3 separate regions of the Homo sapiens genome follow, and all the other regions are linked to region 2. The links are chromatin contacts, found by Hi-C or POLR2A ChIA-PET in ENCODE. All regions are on one chromosome and are shown on one strand. The core of a region is the stretch at or near the end of the contact, and the rest is flanking DNA. Distances in the headings are between cores, read along the strand shown. Region 1 overlaps ABCA6 (ATP binding cassette subfamily A member 6). Region 2 holds the start of LINC01152 (long intergenic non-protein coding RNA 1152). Region 3 has its middle 13 kb from the start of LINC01483.

Region 1 (3,389 bases), core at 455-2,954, 2.9 Mb after region 2:
TATAACAGTGGTATCATACAATGAAAGATGTAATTTCTCTTTGTTTTTAAAGATTAATCTGCTATGAACAATATTTTATATATTGTCACTGTGAGGAAAGAACATCTAGACTGAAATCTGATAAAGGTTTTATACTAGCCGGTGAATTTACATAGTTTATATGTACTGGTGAGGTTAACTAAAGCAAGATGAGTAAAACCATTGACTATGAATTAAATTTCACAAGTCAATATCCTATAACAAACCTAAGTTATAATTTGAAATGAAAAAACACATTTTGATACAAAATATTCTAACATACAGTTTTCTATAACAGACATTTAAGCAAACATCAAAGTGAGTAGCTAGATTTCATGGAGGACTATTTACTTTTATTAAAAATAATTTTTAGGAGGGATAAAAATGATTTTTATAAAAGACAGAAGCCTTAAAAGCTGAAAAAGAAGAGCCATGAACCTTCCAGAAGTGTAGAGTTCTCCGACCATTGTGTTTATATTGCGTGTATTTTCTAATAAATACAGCATCCTCTAATTCAGTCTTATTCATTGCTTTTAGATTAGGTCTTTGAGAATTTAATGTATTTGTATGAGCAATTTTATTCTCTCTCTAGGTTTCTCTCATCAAATACCATCTAGAGCTGTGATTTCTTTCTTTAATGTTAGCTCAGGAGATACTGAAATAATTTTAAATTGATTACTTAAAGTTTTGGAGCACATTTTGAACTACCTTTGTACTCATCAAGTCATGAACTTCTTTTTGTCTAAACAAAAAACTTCTTTAAGAATTTTGTTCATTTTAAAAATAGCAGCACCTTAAAAAATTAAAAGCATTGGACATCAACACATTAAAAATATGATTATGAATTCAAACCAAGTATAGCTGCTCTTTGGGAAATCAGGGAAGAAGTTGCAATCCCTTAGCCTCCTCTTCCTTCCTCATGGAGTTAGTTTCTGGAGCACATCTGCAACACCTTTGGGACACACTTTTGAAATCTTTTATCTATGGCCTACTTTTCAGAAGCTAAGTACCATTCCATTATATGGATACCACGACTAACTTATTAACACACCAATGTATGAGATTCAATTTGTTTCCAATTTTTAGTGTAATAAAAAATACTAGAATGAACAGCCTTGTTCAATCTTTGTAAATGTCATAAATTGTTTCTTGAATATAAATTTCTAGAAGCAGAATTATTCAAAGGAAGCATACTTTCAAGATTCTTGATTCATATTTCAAATTATTTCCCTCTAAAATCATAAAAAGTCATACTCCCACAAGCAATACATAATGAATAATAATGACAACGACAACAATAGCAATAAACACTTAGATTTCATTGAGGATTTGGTGTGTGCGGGAAACTATGCTAAGTGATTTACATGTACCATTTTACATTTAGGCCTGTGAAAGACATGTTAATATATCTCTCACTTTGCAGATGACGAAACTGAGGCTTCTATTTAATTTTTCCAGTTACTGTGGGTCAGTCCCAACAGCCAGTATCACTTCCCTCTTACCCTGGAAAACACCGTATACTTTGCATTTAAAAATTACAGGCCAGGCATGGTGGCTCACATCTGTAAATCCCGAAGTGGGTGTATTGCTTAAACTCAGGAGTTTGAAACCAGCCTGGGCAACATGGCAAAACCCTGTCTCTACTAAAAATACAAAAATTAGCCAAGTGTGGTGGCGTGGGCCAATAGTCTCAGCTACAGGGAGCTGACGTGGGAGAATTGCTTAAGCGTGGGAGATTGAGGCTGCAGTGAGCTGTGATTGCTCCACTGCACTCCAGTCTAGGTGGCAGAATGAGATCCTGTAACAAAAAAAAAAAATTACAAACATAAAATTTGTTAATGTATTTGTTTAGTTGTCCCAATATTATTTATTAAATAAACCATCTTTCTAATACATTTGAAAGGTCATTTTATTAATCTTTATTTTTATATTTTCTTTGGTCCATATTAGACTTCTGTTCTGTTCCATTGGTCACTATATCCTGCACCAGTAACATATTATTTTAATTATTATAGTTCTGTCACATATTATTTTGGCAATTAGGAAAATATTGATCATTGTGTATTTTAAAGTATTGAAATGCTGAGAAATATGCCACTAAACTAAATAGCCTTGTTCTATGTTGGGACCAGGCCTGTCTAATGCCTTTCTGTTTATACTGTTAATAATTTGTTAACAATTTGTTCTAAAAATAGGCTTGCTCTTTGACATATATGAAGGTCAAATCACGGCAATCCTGGGTCACAGTGGAGCTGGCAAATCTTCACTGCTAAATATTCTTAATGGATTGTCTGTTCCAACAGAAGGTGAGTAAAAAGAAATTTCTCAAAGGCAAGATGTCTTATAATAGAATGAGGTCAAGCATATGCCTCTCATTTTAAATTTTAAATTTGATGGCTTAAGAGAAATAATGTTTATCTAAAGTTGTTTCCAAGAGCTACATAATTTTGAATATACTTCATATTTCTGCAATTTTATAAAAATTATTATCTTTATTCCATTGTGTGATATTTCAGGGTAGATGTGCAGTTCTATAAGCATATGTTTGTAACAAGAATAATTAGTAGTTCACAAATTGTGTTCACATATATGCAGTTCTATAAGCATATATTTATGTCAAGAATAGTAGTTCACAAATCATTTTAGACATTTGTGAACATATGCCAATATTTTCTTAAATGAGATCTATGAATATTAATAGAATGTATTATCTTGCCAATTTTATTTTTAACTTCTATTCTTAGGATCAGTTACCATCTATAATAAAAATCTCTCTGAAATGCAAGACTTGGAGGAAATCAGAAAGATAACTGGCGTCTGTCCTCAATTCAATGTTCAATTTGACATACTCACCGTGAAGGAAAACCTCAGCCTGTTTGCTAAAATAAAAGGGATTCATCTAAAGGAAGTGGAACAAGAGGTAGGAGGGCATGCTTGGATTAACTGACCTGCCAACCACTTACCAAATTAAATCATGACCACAGAATTCTCTTCAATGATTTATTTGCCCTGTTATGAATAAAATTTAGGCAAAGAGGTCCCATAACAAATATCGACTGCTTTAATGAGTGGTTAAAATTGCATAATATGAATCATTTTGGATTTTATTTTTATTTTTTATTATACTTTAAGTTAGGGTACATGTGCACAACGTGCAGGTTAGTTACATATGTATACATGTGCCATGTTGGTGTGCTGCACCCAGTAACTCGTCATTTAACATTAGGTATATCTCCTAATGCTATCCCTCTCCCCTCCCCCCACCCCACAACAGGCCCCCATGTGTGATGTTCCCCTTCCTGTGTCCATGTGTTCTCATTGTTCAATTCCCACCTATGAGTGAGAACATGCGGTGTTTGGTTTTTTGTCCT
Region 2 (3,232 bases), core at 219-2,718:
GCCAGGTAAGGTCAGGTCAGAGGAGGGCCCGGATGAAGCATGAGATGCAGAGGGACAGTGCGTGAATGGAGACCTTGGGTAGCACCAACGTGTAGCGGCAGAGGTGGGGTGGATGTGGCTGATGTCAGGGAGAGAATGGGGAGCATGCACAGGGCTCAGTCTTATACATACATTGAAAATCCTTTAGCCTTTCAAAGATTATTAACCCAAATCACCTTTCTTGCTTACTCCAGATGCCTCAGCCTCTGATATAATTGCTAAGTATCTGCCGTGTTAAAAATAAACATTTGAGAATCAAGGGTGATTTTTCTCTTTTCTTTTGAATTGTAATTGCGATGTACTCATGGCCTGCCATGACGTGAGGTCTGGCTTAGATTAGCCCCTGGCTGAGAGACCCATGCTAATTTAGTGCCTGCAATTATGCCTGCCTCTAATCGTGTTCTGCTCTTTGTAGGATGTACCCTTTGCAATAGAAGCAACGGTTATGCTGGGTCATCTATACTTTCTTGCCCCAGGCCGCTTGTGACACACATTGGTGAGACAACTGGCCAGGATTAGGGGTATGATCTGTGACCCTGAAACAGAGTGAAATTGATTGGCAATGAGGGATGAGGGGGGTGATCCTATTAAAATTATAAGCACCGTAAGTATTCTAATATCTGACCCCTCACTGTAATGGATGTGCACCTACCTCCCAGCCATAAAAATGCTTCCAATAAAAGAATCAAAAACGAAAACATGCAGAAAAACTTTTATGTATGAGTGCATTTGTCTGAGGTGTCATCCAGCTGTAGCTTCAGAGTAGGGGTGCACATGTCAATTGAGAATGATCAGCCTTTGCTTTCTGTCTGCAGAGGCTGGCAAAGGGGAAACAAGCTGCATAGTTTAGTGCTGGCAAAATAAACCACTATGCAGTTATAAACAAGAGTGGGTGGGTGAGTTGAAAGATGGGTGGATGGGTGAGTGGGTTGGTCCCCTTCCTGATGTATAAAAACAGAACTCCTAGGTTTGGGGTTCATGTTACAATTGGACTCCAGGAAAACAGACTATACATTCAAAATCTAAACCAGTTTTAAAGTATAAATTAAAAAGTATTTTCCCTCTAGCACATTTAGATATTATTGTTTACTAAGAGAAAGAAGAACAGGCTACATGCCGTCTTCGATAGCTCCCTCATGCTCCTAGATCCACAAATGATACCAGGGAAGCCACTGCTTGCCTCTGTGCCTTTGGGGAGGCGGAGGTTGTAGGGGGAAGTCTGAAAGCTCACCATCACGGAGCTCCAACTCCTTCTTCCTGGGATGCGGCACTTGCCTGTGAAGCCACAGGAGGCTGGAGGGGTAGAGGCTGGGGGCAGGAAGAGGAGGAAGTGAGGAAGGGGGCGATGCCCGGGAGGGCTCTGGGAGAGTAACCAATTCCTTCACTGGGGGCAGGCGGGAGTCTCCAGGGTCACTATGGGGCAACCTGTGAAGGGAAGGGAGGAAAGGGATTTCCGGAAGTCTCCCGCTCTCCCTCCTGCCTGCTTCCCTCCTTCCCCTAGCGGTTGATTGCGAGGAGCAGCGGAAGGAAGGATGTATCAAACCGAAAGAAGAAAGAACCCCTGCCAGTCGCCCCCATGACATCCGACTCTGAACGGCAGCGATCTAGAGGCTGTGGCGTGTTGCAGATTAACAGCAGCGAGGGCAGGAGGCAAATCAGATGCCGCAGGAGCTGACTGTTTTCTTTAGCCCTGAGAGCTGACTGTAGGCACAGGTTGCATATCAAAGGCAACGGGAATCAGTCTGTGGCAATATTACATCAGGTCCTGGACTGGTGGTGGTGTTGGTTGCGGGGGTGGGCGGTGGGGTCCAAGTCCTAAAAGATGTCAGTCAAACACCAGCTGAGCTTCTAGACCTCCTTCTGTGGCCCTTCTTCTGATCAAGTATGCAAATAATAATACAGTCAGGCTCTACCTCCTGCAATTAGCACAGGGGAGGGCTGAGTAACTGGGAGGACTTAGCCTTCTCCCTGTGGTTATCTTGTAAGGCTTTGAAGTGTAACTTTTGTTTTGTTTTGCTTGCTTTCCCCCTGCATAGAAATTTCCCTTAAGGGAAGGGTGGGTCTAAACTACCTTTAAAATGAGTTTCCACTCCCTGAACAAGGCTTGTAAAAGCTTGAGAGAAAATGCCAGGGGAAAGCATGGAAACTTTCTGGGGATAAACTATGGGTCTCCACCTTTGCACTTAATCAGGGGACAGCCACTAACCCCAGTAGCTGCATGCTTTCTGCCACCTTCATCTACCTGAGCAAAACTTCAAGGACATGTTTATGCTGAATCTCCAGAGAGAGCAATAGAAGCCCAGCTTGAGGGAAATGACTGGACCTTGATTACTTAGGATAAAAAGAGATCAATTTATGGTAGGACTATCTATTTATGTCTGCACATTCATCAGGTTTGCCTAGGAAAGGAGTCTCAGAAAATGTGTTGGAATTGGGCACTTCTGATGTCTATCCTATTCCTTGTCTTGGTTGATAACACTTTCTCCAGTCCCCAGATCTCATTTTAGGAAATGAGACTTGTTATCAGGCATCCTAGAGCCTCCATATTTTTCTGAGTCTTTCTGTGTCTGCCGGCACCATTGACGTTGTTACTATTGCTGGTTTTCCTCTTATATTTTCTGTGAAAATGCTTAGGAGCTTTTAAGAACTGGTGGCCACCAGAGAGGTTAAACATTATAAACAATATAAAGCAAAGGAATCTTAGTGTGCTGTCTTTGGGGTGTGTCATTGCTGTACAGCTTCTCTTTTTTTCCTAAAAAACCCTAATCATCTTCTGTGGTGGGAGGGGTTGGAGTTGAAGGGATGGCTAGTTGAGGTGGGGGCAATTTGTGCTGTACCTGTCTCTGACAGTCTTTTAATTTTTCATTCGTCTATGCAAATTTATTGTAAAAGAGGTATGGCTTTTTCATTCTTTCACTCATTGACTTAGCCATTCAACAAACATATATCCAGCATGTGCCTTGAGTAGGACAAGGCTGAACACTGTTTTTAAAAGGTATGTTTCTGTAAAGATGCACTCTTCCCTGACCACCAGACCCTGCCAAACCTTTGAGAGAGTGTCTCTGAGAAGGAATGAGCAAGGGAAAATATCCCATTAGAAGGGAACTCTTGGGTCCTCACCCCTCCTGAGATAGAGATGAATAAGGGCATCTTCTAAAGCACTGAGAACTGTTAAGCTGTCCTTAAGCGGGTG
Region 3 (3,237 bases), core at 147-2,646, 2.4 Mb after region 2:
ATTTAAATAGCTCACAAATATACACAAAGATACTCAAGTTACCCAATAACAAATAGGACAGCCAAAGTAACAAAGATTGAGAAGCAGGCAAACAAAACCCTCTGTTGGCAAGAGTTTGAGAAAATGGAAATTTATATACACCTTTGTAGAAACTGTAAATTGGTACTGTCTTCCTGGAGAAATGGGTGTCTGTAGTTGATAATAATATACTGTGTACTTGAAAAACTGCTAAGGATGTAGATGTTAAATGTTCTCACAACAAAAGTAAGTATATTGTGGTAATGGAGATGTTAACTAGCTTCATTTAACCACTTCACGACGTATGCATATATCAAAACGTCGCATACCATAAATATATATAATTTTCATTCATCAGCTATAACTTAATTTTAATTTAATTGTGTATGCCTTGAGTCAGTAATTACACATTTAGAATTTAATCTGAATGATAATGATAGAAAAGTTCACTCATAAATGTAGGAGGAAATTAGTGGCACTAATATTGATAATACCTCTCCAAAAATAATATCAATAGGCAAGTGGTTGAATTATAATAGCCCAAAAATGAATTCCGATATTGAAAAAGATACTGCATGCTCATATATTTTTCTATTTTTATATATTTCTATTTCATTTGAATATATATAGATACATATATATTCATTTCAGAATCAGAAAAAACAAACTATAATTTTCGAGATCTTTAATATACCTAGCACTTTACAAAATTTGCAAAGCAATTTCTCATATTTTATTTCATAGTAAAAACTAAGTTTTCTGTCCAATGATGTTATAGTGTGATATGATTTCATGCTGAAAGCAATACTTTCTCGTTTTGCCTGTGAATTTCTTTTAATTATTTCAAATATTTAAAAGTAGGCAGGCTGCCCAGGTGTTTGGGTTCAGCAACCATGATCAAAAGGAGAGGGAAAATGTGGTTTTCTTTTATTGCATTTCCCTTGAGCATCTTCAAGACCCTTTGAAAGAACAGCTGCCTAGCCCAGGCAACCTCTCTTCTTAGCCTACACGGAAGAAATGAAATTCACTCCCAAAGTGCGGGTGTTTTCAGGACCCAGTGAACTGGAACTTGCAGCGTCTTCTGCAAGCTCCGTTGGGCCGGCCTTTCATGTGAGCAGGAAGGAAATGACTGACAACTTTCTCGTCTTTATGGAAGGCGGACTTTATTTCCAGCTCTCAGGTCAAAAGGCGGCGGAAAGAAAACAAAACCACTAAGAGATAAAGGCTAAAAATAATGTCCTGTGGGGTGAATCAACCCAGTTTGGGACCCTGAAGACAGCAACAAGGCAAGGATGTGCGTAGGGCTAAATCTGCGTCATCCTTCACAGGTGGTCGTGACCAGAATCAAAATGCCTGGGCAAGAGAGGAAGAAGTTCTGCAAACAGGTGTGCTGGAGGGAAGGCGTGGGGAGGGGAGAGGAAGAAGCCATTGAGTCGATCCTGGGCTTGAAGCCCACACACTTTCCCAGCAGTTCACCTCCGGGAGAGCCCAGGGACTGGACATGGCCTCGGAAGGAGCTAAAAGTTGATTTGGGGTTTTGTGGTTTGGGTGAATGCACTTTCAGTTTAAAATATAAATAGATGTGTTTATGCAGTTGGGCTTTCTTTCTCTTTGCTTTTAATTGTCACTTTAGAAGAAATAAGTCTATGATTCACAGGCTAATGCCAAAAAAAAAAAAAAAAGGAGTTCTCATTGGGTGATTTCCTACTTTATAGGAAGCAATGGGAGAATGGGTTTAAAAGTCACACGAAAGACATCCGCTAAGGACTTTGATGATGAGTATAAGAATGATTCATTTTATTTATATAGCACTTTAATTGTGTTTTTAGTCACATTCTAATTTGGACACACAACTATTCCAGGAGATAGATAAGGTGATTATTATTCATCGTATTTTACAAGTTAGAAAACAGAGGTCAGATAAGTTAAAGATTGCACGTTCCCTTATAGACTGAGCTATAATACACACACACACACACACACACACACACACACACACACACGAGGCAGAATCATTATCATTATTTCCCTAACTGCACCACTGGGCAAACCTCCAAAGGGGAAAACTGGTATTAGATGCTGCTAAGGAGAATAGCGCAAAAAAAAAAATACTGAGTACAAGAAGTATGAGAAGGATTCTAGCCTACATGGATTTAAAAACAAACTAAATCCCAACGGGATTTGAGCAGTGCTACCTTACAAGGTCTTTCCAACTGGCTGCTAAATATTTCCACCAGAATGTGCCACTAGTCCTAGATACCACGTCTATATGTACTAAACAAGACTGATCATCTTTCTTTATCCTTCTCCTTCCTTCCATTTCTATGTTAATGATGTCACTGTTTTCCCAGACTCCCAGACTCCAATGAGTTCTCCAATGTATCCACCTTCCCTGCCTTCTAAATTCAATCAGTCCTCTTGCTTCAACCACTGAAATGACTCTTACATGTTTTCTCTCTTATATCCTAATACGATCTAGGATTCCTCCTACCTAGACAAATGCAATAATTTGTTCTCGCTTCCCACTGCCTCCAGGTCTAATACAGCAGCTCCAGTTCATCTCAGGATCTATTCCAGCCAATCTTTCCTTAAATGTGACCTGATTATAACACTCTGCTGCTCAACACTCTCCACTTGCCATAGAATAAAGTCTAAATTTGTTGGCCATGACATTTGACATTTGAGATCATTCATACAATGGTCTCCAATTGTACATTTACAAAGATCCCCAATTTAAATAACACTGTAAGACCACTTTCCCCAAATATTTCCTCTTACCTCAATATCTGCCTGCTCAAGGTTACTTTACCCTAAATATGCCTTCTTACCTCAATATCTGCCTACTCAAATTCCTACATCTCCCTTCTTTGTCTTCAGAAATACTCACATCCTTCAAGGTCCAGTTCAGATGTCCTCTACTTGACGGAGCGCTTTCCAGTTCTCTGAGTCATTAGACACCCCATTCTTTCCTTCTGCTCCCACTAGACTTGGCATCTCCCTTGCACCATCTATCACATTTGGCCTCTTAATAAAATTGTTTTGTTTGTTTCCTAATAAATTGCAACCTCTTTCAAGGGAAATCATATTCTATACTTTACATCCTGGAAAGTGCTTGACATAACCCTTTGCTCATAGAAAATACCTAATATATATCAGTTGTAATAAATTAGAAAGACTAACCAAAGCTTGTAGCATAACTTCCACGTTATTAAAGCATGC

Evidence for each region. A loop is a pair of places that touch in the nucleus more often than their neighbours do. ChIA-PET counts read pairs that join two places held with the same protein, here RNA polymerase II (POLR2A). Pooled maps may share reads with other maps.
Region 1: a pooled map shows a loop between it and region 2 (4-fold over the local background). The contact joins the enhancer-like site here to the promoter of LINC01152 in region 2. A Hi-C loop is called at or near these places in 2 of 37 single-sample maps with no recorded cell type and 3 of 50 pooled maps.
Region 3: a loop to region 2 is called in a map of OCI-LY7, with 13 times the contacts of the local background. The contact joins the enhancer-like site here to the promoter of LINC01152 in region 2. A Hi-C loop is called at or near these places in 1 of 168 maps with a recorded cell type or tissue (OCI-LY7), 1 of 37 single-sample maps with no recorded cell type and 3 of 50 pooled maps. POLR2A ChIA-PET finds 5 or more read pairs at or near these places in 1 of 52 experiments (OCI-LY7).

The regions. Positions count from the first base shown.
Region 1 is chr17:69,114,311-69,117,699 of GRCh38, reverse strand. It overlaps ABCA6 (ATP binding cassette subfamily A member 6), which reads left to right. Exons shown (of 39, transcript NM_080284.3): 12 at 2,214-2,324; 13 at 2,763-2,938. Among named protein-coding and RNA genes, the nearest start is that of MIR4524A, 16 kb to the right of the region's middle. Within about 2 kb of position 1,704, at least 6 of the 41 ENCODE cell types and tissues checked have a DNase peak (open chromatin) inside an H3K27ac peak, as active enhancers do.
Region 2 is chr17:72,028,890-72,032,121 of GRCh38, reverse strand. LINC01152 (long intergenic non-protein coding RNA 1152) reads right to left here and starts at 1,468. Exons shown (of 3, transcript NR_110132.1): 1 at 1,271-1,468. RefSeq lists an enhancer at 1,573-2,343.
Region 3 is chr17:69,579,675-69,582,911 of GRCh38, reverse strand. No RefSeq gene overlaps it. Among named protein-coding and RNA genes, the nearest start is that of LINC01483, 13 kb to the left of the region's middle. Within about 2 kb of position 1,396, at least 3 of the 41 ENCODE cell types and tissues checked have a DNase peak (open chromatin) inside an H3K27ac peak, as active enhancers do; they include OCI-LY7, where a contact is called at or near this core.